Linked DNA regions of Mus musculus: region 2 is linked to region 1. The links are chromatin contacts, found by POLR2A ChIA-PET in ENCODE. All regions are on one chromosome and are shown on one strand. Each heading gives the region's core, a stretch centred on a gene start or an enhancer-like site at or near the end of the contact. The rest is flanking DNA. Distances are from core to core; before and after follow the strand shown.

The links. ChIA-PET counts read pairs that join two places held with the same protein, here RNA polymerase II (POLR2A).
Region 2: POLR2A ChIA-PET joins it to region 1 with 50 read pairs in embryonic stem cell. The contact joins the enhancer-like site here to the promoter of Cyba in region 1. POLR2A ChIA-PET finds 5 or more read pairs at or near these places in 4 of 5 experiments (Patski and embryonic stem cell).

Annotation. Positions count from the first base shown.
Region 1 is chr8:122,429,402-122,436,613 of GRCm38, reverse strand. It overlaps Cyba (cytochrome b-245, alpha polypeptide), which reads left to right and starts at 3,674. Exons shown (of 6, transcript NM_007806.3): 1 at 3,674-3,804. The coding sequence starts at 3,747. Mvd (mevalonate (diphospho) decarboxylase) reads left to right here. Exons shown (of 10, transcript NM_138656.2): 8 at 25-140; 9 at 1,702-1,810; 10 at 2,439-3,018. The coding sequence ends at 2,519.
Region 2 is chr8:122,519,230-122,526,579 of GRCm38, reverse strand. The region is part of intron 1 of Piezo1 (piezo-type mechanosensitive ion channel component 1); the gene reads left to right. It overlaps Gm26497 (a small nuclear RNA gene), which reads left to right and starts at 5,906; the gene lies at 5,906-6,012. Within about 2 kb of position 2,484, at least 1 of the 3 ENCODE cell types and tissues checked has a DNase peak (open chromatin) inside an H3K27ac peak, as active enhancers do.

The sequences.
Region 1 (7,212 bases), core at 2,425-4,924:
GAGACAGACACGCTTTGGTTCCAGGTGGCATACACATTTGATGCTGGCCCCAACGCTGTGATCTTCACTCTGGAGGACACTGTGGCTGAGTTTGTGGCAGCTGTAAGACACAGCTTTCCCCCTGCAGCCAATGGAGACAAGTGAGTGTGTACCCTCCTTCCCGAATTGAGAGGCACAGAACATTCTAGAAATATATGGTAGTCACAGCGCTAAGTGCAGTGCTCTCAGGCACACGGATCATCCCGTGGGGACACAGCCACTGCACGTGCACGCGGCAACATTGAAACTCTCCTGGTAGCCACACGTCGTGGGTGTGTGAACAAATGCCACATCCCCCTTCTAAGAAATGACATCTCAGCTGGGTGAGGTGCCTCACATCTGCTCAGGAGCTCAGTCCCAAGCCAGCCTGGGCTACAGTGTGACACCCTATCTCAAAAAGCTGAATTTAAAAAAAAAAAAATTCTGATTTTTGGGGTTTTGTTTTGTTTTGTTTTGTTTCACGAGTTTCTCTGTGTAGCCCCAGATGTGCTGGAACTTACTCTGTAGATCAGACTGGCCCCAAACATCTATCTCTGCCTCCCGAGTGCTGGAATGAAAGGTGTGTGCATCACCACCACCCAGGGAAAAACAAAATTTTTGTTTTTAAGGAGAATAATATCCCTAGAAGCCCAGGGGCCCTGCTTCAGCAAAAACTGACTTGAGCTTTATTTATTTATTTAAAATATTTTAAGACTTTTTTTTAATGTGTCTGAGTATTTTGCCTGCGTGAATGTTAATGCTGGGTCTGGTGAGATGGCTCACTGGTTAAGAGCACTGACTGCTCTCCTGGAGGTCCTGAGTTCAAATCCCAGCAACCACGTGGTGGCTCACAACTACCTGTAATGTGATCCGATGTCCTCTTCTGCTGTGTCTGAAGACAGCTGCAGTGCACACACATACATAAAGATAAATAATTAAATCTTTAAACAACAAAAAAAAGTTAGTTCTCCATGTGTGTGTGCAGTACCCTTAACAGCCAGAAGAGGGCATCATAGCCACCGGAACTGGAGTCACACATGGTTGTGGGCTGCCATGTAGGTGCTGGGCACCTGACCCGGGATCCCTGCAAGAGTGTTCTCAATCTCTGAGCCACCGTTCTAGCCCACAAGTGAGTTTTACTAGGAAATCAATGCATGAGGCACTCTGATGAGCAGGTTCGGTACCTCATAAATTTGAAGTGGGGGATTTAAGCAAAGCCCCAGTTTCTTCCATACCGAACAAGTCTGAACCTGTGAGTATGTGGTTTCTTTTTTTTTTTTCTTTTTTTGGTTTTTCGAGACAGGGTTTTCTCTGTATAGACCTGGCTGTCCTGGAACTCACTCTGTAGACCAGGCTGGCCTCGAACTCAGAAATCCACCTGCCTCTGCCTCCTGAGTGCTGGGATTAAAGGCGTGTGCCACCACGCCCAGCTGAGTGTGTGGTTTCTTGTCTCTTCCTGGCATGGGTCTATCTTCTGAGACTGGTCTGAATGTGAATGTGTGGGCCACTTCTCCATCTTCTCATGATCCCTAAAAAAACAAAAAAAAAACCCTCCCTCCTAGTAGACCCCTGCGCTCCTCACCCGCGCCATCCCTAGCCCACCCAGACCACCGTATCTGAGGAGCTGCTCTTCTGGGCTTTCCGTGCACAACTTCATGAACACGCTTCTGCCTTCTTCCCCAGGTTCCTAAAGGGGCTGCAGGTGGCACCTGTTCTTCTCTCTGATGAGCTGAAGGCCGCGCTGGCGGTGGAGCCCAGCCCTGGTGGGGTCCAGTACATCATTGCCACTCAGGTGAGGCCAGTACACACGGCAGGCACCCCCTTACCTGCCGGAGGGAGGGAGGATCCAAGCCTCCCCCACTGTGTCTCAGGGCGGAGGCAGAAGCCCACATCAGCCACGGCACGGAAGTAGCCACATGGCGTTCTTAGGCTCAGAGTCATTGGACACTGTCTGGTTTACTCATTTCCCCTCAGTGGTCATTTAGGGACAACTCGTAGAGGAGAGCGGGGGCGGGATGTGAGGGTTATGTACTCTGGACAGAAAGATGATAAAAAGCAGTCACTTGCCAGGAGAGGTAGATGTTGGGGTCCCTGGGAATCTGCTCTCAGGATGTAACCCACCACAAGCACGCCAGCATCCCCGCGTCTCCTGATCCTGCTCAAAGAGGCTTGCTCTGGGTCCCTCCTTTCACACGAGATGAGGGTCACTAAGATCCCCACAATCTAGCCCGGAATGGAACCCCAGGCAGCTTGAGAGGCTCATCCTGCGCAAGCTGGTGTGGACTTACCACGAAGGGACCCACCCGTGTCTCACCACCCCCCCCAATCTAATCCTGCCTTAGAGTCTCTGACCTGTAAAGTCTCCGGAGCAGCGGCTACTGCCGCACCCCATGACTGGACACTGATTTTTCTCCCCCCAGGTCGGACCAGGACCTCAAGTCCTAGACGACACTCATGATCATCTGCTAGGCCAGGATGGACTGCCACAACGGGACCTTTGACCTCTTCCACGTCCAGTGCCATTTGGAGAAAGGGGTTGCCCACTGGAACTCGGGAGCTGGCCTGCTGGTCAGCCTCTCCTGAAGGGCTGCTTGATGATCGATTATACTGGGGGATGTCGAGTGTGATGGGCAGCCATCTAGGCGATCACGGGAACCCCTCTCAAGTGCCTCCGGTTCCCCGCTGGTTTCTGAAGGGCTAGCTGACCCACTCGATGGACCTTCCAGCACTCCAGACAGCTGCTCATCAGGGATGGGGAGTCGGTGCCTCCCCCCTCCCCCAAGATGCTCTGAGGGCCTCAGTAACCATCTAAGCGTGATGGCTCAGACAGCGGTGCCTCTCTGCTGAGACTCAGGCCACAGTTTCTTTATAAAGCCTCCTGGTGAGGGTAGGGGCTGTCGAGCCCACAGGTAGGGTCCATTGTGTGTGTGGGTGCCTCATGAGGGTGCAGTCAGTGGACCTGAGGACCACAGGAATAAAGTGTGCTGTTCCTGCCTGCCCGTGTGGGCTGTGCTTTCTTCTTTCTTCCTAAACCAGCGCTTTAGGGTCTCTGGTCTACTGATCTGCTGGGTCCTACCCGCCATTGAGTTCAGTCTTGTTTCCCTATGTAGTGGAGAGGTGGGGGCTGAAGTGGGTCCTGCCAGGAACACTTCCCACTGCCCACAAGCCAGCCCCGTGAGAGTCTCCTGCCACCTTGTGACCACCCTAAGTCATACCCCAGCATACATGCAACAGCTGCTGGAGCTGGTCTAGGCCAGAGGAAAGAGACAACAGAACAACGGTGTTCCGGTGTTCTGTCCCCTGCTTTCTGGGTTTTCCCAGCCTTGCACACTATGGTCCCCTACCCCCACCCCGTAGTCACGTGACCCAGGACACACACCTGCCCCAGCTCACAGTGGGTCGGAAGTAACCTCATCTCCTTTTAGGGAGCAGCCTTTATCTGATAACTAGAGGAGCAGGTGGATGAAGTGACTTACGCCTCTGGCCCTGGGGGGGTACGGTCACAAGTCACAAGCAGTCACAAGTGGCCCTGGTACTTTCCAGCTGGAGAGAGAGGTCGATGGGGAGACTGTCCCACCCACCAAGGCTCAAAGGGAAGGTGCAGAGGAGGCCTCTGGGGCACAGCCCGACAGGGCGGGGCCTGAGCAGGGGGCGGGCCGATCAGTGAGGACTTGCGAAGTGGGCTGCAGAGTTGGACCGGGCTGCTGCGTGTGCGCAGGGTCCTCGTCATGGGGCAGATCGAGTGGGCCATGTGGGCCAACGAACAGGCGCTGGCGTCTGGCCTGAGTGAGTGAGGTGGGCTGCGGGTGGAGGGGTTGCTCAGGACCCGTGGGGCACCGCGGGGGAAGCAGGGCTCGGGCTGGTTCTGCGGACCTCAAAGCGCGGATCCTCGGAGAGACCTACCGGGGCCTCCGGGCACAGGACGGGCGGTGGCCGCTGCAGGCCGTGCTCGGCCGCCTGTTCTAGAGGCGACCCCGCCCTGCACCCTGTTGGGTCCGCGCTGGGACCTCAGAGGAGGAAGTTGCTTACAGCTGGGGAAGAGACATTCACTCGGTGGTTTCCCGCCTGGTTAGGAAAACCCCCGGAAGACCCTCTTCTGCGCACAGCCCACTTGGCCAGGAGTTGGGACTCTGGCCTTGAGGTCACTCGGGCTCCGGCTTCTCCCCGAGGGGCCTGGGATAGGAGCTAAGCTCATCCTAGAGGAGCAATCGGCTCCATCCCACAAGCGAAGTGTGCGCAGAAACTATTTCACAAGAGTCTGGACACCCCTCAGAGTGATCTTAGCCCTGATGGCCTGCCGAGTTAAGATGCAGGACACTAGTCTTTAGTCAGGTTGACACTGGCCGTGGCTTGAACAGTTCAGCTTGTCTGGGAGGTTTGCCAAGGGGCAGTGGGACCCCTGGGCTTCACTGTACCAGGAAAGGAACCTAATAGACCAGACCATGAGCAGCAGGCCTGAGACTAGAAACTGCAGACATGCCTCAAAGCCGAAGGGAGCCAGAAAAGACCTGCCAGGGCAGGGAGGATGGCCCAGACCCCCCTCCACTCACCCGGGAATAGCGCATCGAAGAGGTGATAGAGAAATCTCCCCCAGCCCACGCTGGAAGCTCCCGTGGAAGGCCTTGCAACCCCAACCTTTTGAAAATGGCGCCCCTCCCCCACCTGCAGTCTCCCTTCTTACCCTTCCCAGCCTCCTGCCAGTAGTGGTTTGTCCTGTGACCACTATGGACGGTTTCAAAAGTTACCTCCAGGAAGTGGGGGTGCCAGACACACCTAAGGGTGGGAAGACCTGGCGAGCGCTGTCCATGCAGTGTCTCCTGTCCTCGTGTGTGCTAAGGTCTCTATGTACTGCCTCAGCTAATTGTTCAGGGTGTTCAGGCTGACACAAGTCTCCTGTGCTGAGGAGTCACAGGCTGTGGCCACTTACTTTCTCCACCGAGTGTGACTTCCGCTAACTTTTCTTTTTACGGGAAAGCACAACTGTCCTGGGAAGGTTCTGAACTGTCTAGGTCCAATCAACAGGGATGTACTTTGTTTCCTTTTGTTTTTTTAACATTTGATTTTTTTCAGATTGTGTGTGTGTCTGGCCATGTGTGTAAGTGCGGGGGCGCTTGCAGACAAAGGCTAGAAGAGGGTATTGGAACCCATGGAGCTGGTGTTACATACGGGTGGCTCTGAACTGCCTGATGCGGGTGCTGAGAACCCCACTCAGGTCCCTTGGAGAGCAACCCTCGCTACTAATCCCTGAGCCATCTCTCCAGCCCCCTATTTTGTTTTTTTCTAAATCACAGAAAATTCCATCTGTTCTGGCCCCATTACCTGGCTCCATCTCAAGACGAAAGCCCGTTCCTGACCCCCCTGCTTGTCTCCTGGGCTCTTCCTGCCTTCCTTGCTAGGTTGCTCCTTCTCTGTCTCTGAGTTTCCTGAATGTGCACGGGGAGGGGGGCGGGGGGGGGGGGCTTTTTGTACAATTGGCTGGGGTCACAGCTGATGCCTCCTTTTCAGTCTTGACTCAGATGCCACCTGCTGAGACATCAACCTCAGATAGTGGGCTTCCCTGGGATTGAACCCTCTGTTACAGTGTATCACTTCAGCAAGCCAGGGGCTTGAGAATCAGTCCTTGGGTCTCCCTGTTGGGTAAAGAATGACCCCTCCCACTCATGGTGGTCAGTGTAGCAGAAGCTCACAGTGAGGACATGAGTCCCTAAGGACTATGGGTAGCAGGCCGAGTGAATGTGTGACAAAGTACCCTTCCCTCCTGCAGAGTGCACCCTTAAAGCTGACCAGCAAAACAGGAAGGTTAATATGTAGCCGAGCTTCAAGCCCAGCATAGCAAAACACCAATACTATTTAAAGAGTGGGAGAGGGACCTGGAGTCTGGGGATGTCCAGAACAGCATGGAAGCTTTTCCTGAGGCTGCTCCAGGGTCTTCGTACTGAAGAAGGCAGGAGTCAGCACCCTAGCAAGATTGTCATAGAGCATCAGTCCCTCCAGCTGCCAAGAGCTGTTGCTGCCAGGGATCCCAAACAGCCAAAGCCTGAGACCTGGGCCTGAGGAGGGTGTAGGGGTGAGGCTGCCTCCACCCACAGATGCAGAAACTAGAGACCTCAAGTAGGCCTATGGGTGGCTGTGGGATTAACACCCTATTGGCATGAGGTCACACTCACCGTTTGAGGAAGTGAACCCTGTGAGGAGTCGGCACCCACTGGGCAGGGGGGCTGGTCCCACTGGAAAGAGGGACCCGTGTTCTTGAATGTCAAAGGAGATAAATGGCCACCTGGATCTGAGAAAGGGAATTTTGTAGACACACACACCGATCAGCTCTTGATGGTAGTGGGTACACTGCGAATGTATCACCTTGAAGAAGGAAACAGAAGGAAGCCAAGAGGAACCACACAGACGTGGAGCTTTCTACACAGAAGTTGTGTCACACGTTGTACAAGAAGGGCGAGCATGTGAGACGCTGAGTTCCCCAGTGTGGGGGAGGGCTTGGAGGCTTCGCAAGCACTGCCCAGAGATGAGGAGACTTTAGGCTGAAGAGAAAAAGAAGTCTTTTTTTTTTCCAGAACGAATGGAAACAAATCCCTCCTTGGATCCACGAAAGTGAAATTAGACAAAGAGAGAAAAAGTCATGGGTTACTACCAGGCTAGAGTTCCCAGACCTATCGTGGATGCCAGGAGACGGTGCAGTGATAATCGGATATTGAGAAAAGAATACATCTCCGCTGGCAAGATCCTGCTGTGTTTCAGCTACCGAGCCTCTGTGCAGTGGTGGCTAGCGGATGTTGCCGTAGCGAGAGGGAAACTGAATCCAGAGATGAGCTGATGGTCGAGAGAGAGGACAGAAACTGCCAGATGAGAAACAAGTTAGGGAGCAAAAGCAAAGCGGAGCTTCCTAGGGCCCACCCACAGCCGCGAGGAATCTTGCGATAAGTAGCCTTAAAGATCTGGGAGAATTAATTTTCAAATGTGAGGACAGGAAAGAGAACTTGACTCTGCGTGTTTCTGTTTGAAAAGTAGCAATGATACCTCACTGTACCTTTGAAAATCCTTGCTAAAACATATATATATATTTTTTTTTTTTTACTAAAATCTTTATTGAGTAAAACTTAATTTTTTTTTATTGTTTGAAACAGGGTGTGGGCCTGAAATCTGTGATCCTTCTGTCTTAGCCTCAAGGGTGCTGGGATTCCA
Region 2 (7,350 bases), core at 1,235-3,734, 91 kb before region 1:
CCTGTGGTAACCTATTCCTTTCTCAGCAAGTGACTGGGGTTGCTCAGTGCTTTGTCCAGGGGATGCTCCCCACCCCACTTGTCTTGTTAGAGCACCCCCATCCTTTGAGAGAAGAGGTAAGGCCAGAGATGTCTTTCCCAGGTTTATAGAGACTCAGGGGCTCACCCTGAGTTTGGAGCCTGGCCGGCTCACTAAGGAGCCTCTTACATGCTCAGACTGGCAGTCACAAAGCCCCTGAGGGACCTGGAACCCAACTATGTCATCTCTGAACATTCAAGAGCTACCGTGCTGGCTTCATCCTGTTGGCTGCAATTTACCAGCTGGGCACTGGGCAGGTTTGAATCATAACGTGGAACTCTGGGTGACATCAGGTCCCACACCCATACTCAGGTCCTGGGGCAGGGTCTATGGCCACCCTGCTTCAGTTTGCCTCTTCCATGGCAACCTCTGAGGTACTCTCAGATGGCTCTAGTGGGAGAATTGCAATTGACCACTGACCACAGTCACCTGGGAGCGGTGTGAACGTCCCGCACTGGGATGTCTGTAGTGGGGTCTCAGGGTCTCTGTGCTCCTAGGAAAGAGCCCAAGGCATATGTGTGCTTGTTGCTAGTGGATCAAGAAACTGATCATGCCCTGGCCCGGTTCTTTTGTTTGGCTTGTTTGGTTTTTGTTTTGTTTTGTTTTTCTCCAGACAGATGTAGTGTCTAGAGGAGTAGGTGAAGCTGTGGAGGGGCCGTGCCCACAGTGCCTCAGTTTCCCTCATCTGACAGATGGCAGGCATTGGGTAGGGAAAGGGAGGCTCTACCTAGGAAAGCCTTCCGTGGTTTGCTAGGCCGTTGCTTCTCCTCCCTGTGTAAGCCACGTGGTGGCTTCACAGCTCAGCCCGTGCCCTTCACAGCTCAGCTGGGAGACCTGGATACACAATTTACTCCAGTTAGTGGGAGCTCTTGAGTAGCTACGATCTGGGGAGAGGTAACATGTGGTCAGGGAAGTGGACAGGACTGACCCTGGTGGAGGCTCTGCGAGCGGCTCACCAGACTTGCTCCAGGCTCTGGAGAGCTCACGGTGTATTAAGGGAAGAACTCCCAGTCCGAGGCTAAATTTGTCAGTGGTACACAGTATACAGGGCCAGGACCAGCCCCTTCTTCAGCTTCCTGCTGAGGGCGAAGACCCTCTGAGCTCCAAGTGGTCTGTGAGGAGGGTGTCACCTTCAGGAGGGACAGTTCTGCGGGCCAACTCCCTCCCAAATGGGATAGGGACTATTTTCTGCACCCATGTACTTCCCAGGGCCCTGCCCATGTGCTACCCGGCCTGTTTACCTGTGACAGCCAGTAGAGATGGCTGCAGATAGGTCTGGCTTCCTCCCTCCAGGGAGGAGTGGGTGGGGATGGCTGATACGGAATGGGGCCCACCCTGTACCCTGAGTTCTCTCCTCTTTTGTTGATAGTTGTCGCCTGTGGGTAGGTCAGCTTTGGGTGGCTTCAGTCTCATACCTCCAAGCGACTCGCATAGAGTACAGACTGTGCCTCTGTGTGATAGGCATTGTGGGTTGTTTAGGGGGGGAGACTGTGAGCAGGGTCCCCAGTTAGTTAGCTGACTGACTAACTGGGACCAACGCAGCATCTGCTGGGAAGAGGACCTGTCACGGTCGGATTGAGTTTCTCCTCGTGTCTTCTCTGTCTCTGGTCTCTGGGCTGTCCTGAGAAGTTTGGGGTGGGAGGCAAGCATCCCTCTGCCAGCTTGTCTCTGGTGCCAGCAGTAGCTGTATCATCCATCCTTGATCTCTTTGCCTGATGCAGCCCTGGTTGAGAGCCAGGGCTCAGCACCAAGCCATTTCCTGCTGGTCTTCTGGGCATTCACTGCCTTCAGCACCTCTGACCTGCTCTGCTAGGAGTGGATACTGTGGAGTTGCTCCAAGTTAGGGAGAAGCCGAGAGCCGAGGAACCACAGTGCCTTGCGGGCCATGTCCAGCTCGCTGGGCAGTGGGCATCCCTCCCTCCCACCTCCTCCGGGCGTCCATATTCAGCCTTACCTCCTGTTTGTTACCTGTATAACCTACCTCATCTCAGCCTGTCCCCTCTTGCTCTGCGACTTCCTCAAAGTATGACAAGGTCACTGTGGGCTGAGGGAAACATAAAAGTTGACTAGCTGTTCAGATGGGAGTATGTGACTATGTGTCCATGGGTTCTCTTACTGGTATTATGGCTACCAGGCCACCCTCGGTGTTGAGAGAGAGAGCCAGAATGACTCGACCCACCCCATGCAGGTCAGCTGAGCCGTGAAACCACGGTTCCCAGACGCGTCGCACTAATTAAACCCCCAACACTATGGTAATTAAATGCTCCAAGTGCTCCCAGAGCCCAGGCAGTTTGGCCGGGCTCCAAGTAGGTAAAATGAAGTCCCTGTGCCTCTCCCAACCCCGGCTGCTTCAGGCTGAGGCAGCTCCCGACTCGACCCCTCTCCTCGATCAGCCAGGACTGGTCCACACGCCCTCCTGACTGCTCTTGTCTGTCTCCCACAAGGGGCATCACTTTCTTCTCTAACAGAAGGAAACAGATCCGATTAGAGCTCTGTATCCACAATGTGCTTTGAAACTGTCCCTGCGCTTCACGTCGGCTTTGGAGCCTGAAGAGGTGGGCGTCCGTCAGCTAGGCATCCTCAACCCCCTTGCCTTTCCTGTCTCCAGCAGATCAGGAATAACTCGGAGAAGGGGCCAGCCAGATTGGATGTATCTGAACAGACGGTGGCTAGCGCTGAAATTACCATGACTTCGCATGGCTGCCAGGCTCAGTGTCTCCCTGGGGCTGTAGAAGTGACAAGTGAGGACAGCTTCAAAGGAGCAAAATGCACCTTAGGCTTGACTGACCCTCTTTCCTGCTGGCTGCACCTGGGCCTGATCAAAGGTGCTAAGATATCCAGCCACACTGCCCAGGCTAACCCAGTCTAGGAGCCTTAGTCCCAAGCTTTAGGAACAAGTCCGGGCAGCTGGCTTCCTCATGTGCCCTCAGCTGACTGTACCAACCCTCCTCTTCCAGGAAGGGGGATTGGCCAGAGCCTTCTGGGCCTGGTTTGGCTTAAGTTTTTGCTTTCAGCCTTCCTGGGGGGTGGCAGGTGTGGCCACTAGGCTTCATTGACTCCGGACTCCCAGCGCGCAGCTTCTAGCTGCTGCTGGAATTCTCCTCCTTCCTCTTCCTCCTCTGCCTGGCCCCACCCACTGGCCGAAATCTCACCCAGAAGTGTTTATAGTTGCAGCCCAGGCCAAATAAGGCAGGCAGGAGACCCGGAATCCCAACGGGTGGCAGGGAGCAGCTAGGGTGTGGGTCAGGACCCCACCCCCCAGTCCTGCAGCTGTCCTGCTCAGCAGCAGTTATCTGGTCCCCTCCTTTGTACTTCATGCAGCCATCTGGGGATGGCAGAGGGCAGGATCTAGCAGGGCGCTTCCCTAGAGCTGAAGATCCGGGTTTAGTGTGGTTGATATACTTAGGTATTTTGTGGTCGTTGATCCTAGAATTTCATACATGTTAGGCAAGTGGTCTATCACAGAGGCACTAGGTCACACCTCCTGTCAGGTCTTGTGTGACCTCCGCTGTCCTTGAATTCCCTAGGCAGCTGAGGGTGACCTCACCTGATTCTCCGCCCACCAGCTCCTCCGGCCTTGGCCTCCCAAGTGCTTCCAGGGTAAGCGTGCACTGCCACACCTGGCCTCTAGCCATTTTTATTTTTTATTTTGAGACAACAAGGTCTTGCTGAGTATCCCAGGCCAGGCTGGAACTTGGGATCCTCCTGCCTCAGCATCCTGTGTAGCTGAGATCCCAGGCCTGAGGCACCAGGCCCAACTAGGTGTCTAATCTGGTAACCTCTGTATGCTCTGGGAGGAAGATAGCTTGTGGCCCTCCCTGCCCTTCACTTCTGTGATTGTGGTAATGTGTGGCAGCATTCTTCTTATGAGAAAGGAGATGTCAAGTTTAAACTCTTTGTTGTTTTGTTTTGAGTTTTGAGACAGGGTTTCTCTGTGTAGCCCTGGCTGTCCTGGAACTCACTCTGTAGACCAGGCTGGGCTCAAGCTCAGAAATCTGCTTGCCTCTGCCTCCCGAGTGCTGGGATTAAAGGCGTACGCCACCACAGCCCTCCTTAGCTATGGTTTTTATTGCTGCCACAAAACACCATGGCCATAAAGCAAGCTGGGGAGGAAAGGGTTTATTCAGCTTTCACTGGAGAAGCTCCAAGCAGGACAGGAACCTGGAGCAGGACCTGATGCAGAGGCCATGGAGGGTGCTGCTTACTGGCTTGCTCCCCATGGCTTGCTCAGCCTGCTTTTTTATAGAACCCAGGACCACCAGCCCAGGGATGGCCTCACTCACAATGGGCTGGGCCCTCCTCCATCAATCAATGATTTAGAAAATCCCCTGCAACTATATCTCATGGAGATATTTCTTCAACTGAGGCTCCTTCTGCTCTGATGACTCTTGTGTCAAGTTGACACACCAAACAAGCCATTTCAGAGAGGTATTCGTAAGATGACTCTGGGCCCCCTCATACAGAGATCATGTGGACCCTCAGAGCCTTCCTATCTCTTTACAAAGATCAGATATATGGGCAGGTTCTTGGTTATGTTTGTTTATTTTCAATAAAAGTTCTTATTGGGCTGAAGACATGGCTCAGTAGTTAAGAGCACTGACTGCTCTTCTGAAGGTCCTGAGTTCAAATCCCAGCAACTACATGGTGGTTCACAACCACCCATAATGAGTTCTGATATCCTCTTCTGGTACATCTGAAGTTAGCTACAGTGTACTTATGTATAATAATAAATAAATCTTTGGGCCGGAGCAAGCAAGCAGGGATTGAGTGAATAAAGTTGACTGGAGTGAGCAGAGGTCCTTAAAAAAAAAAAAGAAAAAAGAAAAATCAATAGCCGGGCGTGGTGGTGCACGCCTTTAATCCCAGCACTCAGGAGGCAGAGGCAGGAGAATTTCTGAGTTCAAGGCCACCCTGGTCTACAAAGTGAGTTCCAGGACAGCCAGGACTATACAGAGAAACCCTGTCTCAAAAAAAAAAAAAAAAAAAAAAAATCAATTCTCAACAACCACATGAAGACTCACAACCATCTATTCAGCTACAGTGTGCTCACATATATAAAATAAATAAATAAATCTTTAAAAAATTTTATTTATCTATTTAATTGCATTGATATTTTGCCTGGGTGTATGTCTATGTGAGGATGTTAGGTCCCCTGGAACTGGAAGGACAGAAAGTAGTAAGCTGCCATGTGGTTGCTGGGAATTGAACTCTGGTCCTCTGGAAGAGCAACCAGTGTTCTAACCACTGAGCCACCTCTTCAGCCCCGCGTCTCTCTCTTTTGTTCAGAAGTATGTGTCACCTCTCAGGTGCTGTATCTAGTGTGCCTGCAGGAGCTCCACAGATAGGGACAGTGGGACTCTTGAGGTACAGCTGAGCAATCTGAGGGAGATGGGGCTTGTCTGTGGTTGCCAATCAGTCAGGAGGAATCTGGGTATCTTGCAGGATCAGTGTTGCAGGGCATGTCCCAGCATCTGTGGGGTCCCTGGTGCTATACTCCCCGTGGACTCATACTGGTGGACACAAAGACTCTTGCTGACATTGTTACTCTGGTTGCCAGGCTACTCGCCTCTTGCAGGTCCAGGACACTGGTCCGGTGGCAGTGAGCTGCTTGTTTTCTGAATGCTGTCCCCTGCAAAGGCTGGAGGAAAACCAGTCACGAAGGAGATAGGCCGCAGGAGAGACAGAGGCCAGGGTACTGACCCAGCCAAGGGTGAGCCACAGATAGCGCATTGGCTTGTAGAAGAGCAACAGGAAGCCCGCCAGGCTGGGTGGTCCCATGGGGGCCTACAGTAAAGATCTTAAATGGTAGGCAAGAAATCAGGCCCGCGTGCTCGCTTCGGCAGCATATATACTAAAAGTGGAATGATACAGAGAAGATTAGCATGGCCCCTGCGCAAGGATAATACCCAAATTCGCGAGGCATTCCATATTTTAAAAAAAAAAAAAAAGAAAAGAAAAAAGAAATCAGGCCCCCACCCGTCCTGAAGCTGTGGACACCACTGTCCCTTGACTGACAATGGGAGGAAACCCTGCCTGGGGATGCAGCCAGGGTTACAGGCATGAAGCCGGGGGTGGAGGGGACATTTCCCTCTTCCTCCCCCACCCCCATATCCCACCCTGCTGTTTAGGGACATAGAGATAGTTGGGCTAGCTGGCCAGGCCTCCCTAAGGCATCTTCTGGGGTTGGCGGCCTCTGTGACACTCATGTGGAACAGCTCTAAACTTCCCTGCTTCCGAGACCCTCTGCGGGTGTAGGGAAAGGTGGATGAAAGTCACTTACTGTCCTAGACACACCCAAAGCCCTCCCTGCCCCCCCCCCCACACTTTTACTCAGCCTCCCTGTCCTCCAGGTTGGACACACAGTACCAGGCCCCCTATCTTTTCTTTTCTTTTTTTCTTTGACAACAGTCCTTTGGTGCTTTTTACAGAGGAGGAAAAAGGAAGGGCAAGTTTTCAGTTGGGTCCTCCAGGCCTGCTCTCCATATCTCTTCTGGGATCTCCTCCTAGCCCCTTGTTCTGAACGCCTGCCTCTCTGCTGTGCCCAGCGTGTACTATCTTCTCACCTCCACACTTAAGGGCCCCACCAAGCCCTCACCCTATGCTGCTGGCTACAGTCATCAGAGCCCTCTCGCATGGCTGGAATGGGGTAGATGCAGTCCCATTCATCCCAAAGCTACACCCTGGGCTCCTGGGCCGCTGTGGCCCATCACCTCACGTTGCGGTGGTCATGGCTCACGTGTGGTTCCCTCCAGTCCCAGGTCTCTGTGTGGCTTCTGTGGGTTTGAATTGAAAGTCTTGGTCTTTCTGAGTCTCGAAGGATCCTTTGTCTGCCCCAATTCCTTCTTACAAGTGCACATAAATCACACTAGGGACAGGGACTCACCTCAGGCCACTTACCACACCCACTGGTGACTAGGCAGTCTGTGGTGCATTGTGGGGACAGGGGCCCAGTTCACAGACCCTCACACTCATAGATTCTTTTTCTTTTTCTTTTCTTCTCTTTTATTTTGGTTTTTCGAGACAGGGTTTCTCTGTATAGCCCTGGCTGTCCTGGAACTCACTTTGTAGACCAGGCTGGCCTCCAACTCAGAAATCTGCCAGCCTCTGCCTCCCGAGTGCTGGGATTAAAGGTGTGCGCCACAACGCCCGGCACATTCACAGATTCTTATGATCTATCGGCTGCTCAGCTCCAATGGTGGTCAGTTCTAGCCATTGATGTGTCCAGGATCCTGGTCAGATGGACCCTGGAGCGTAGAGCTTGCTTCCTCTGAC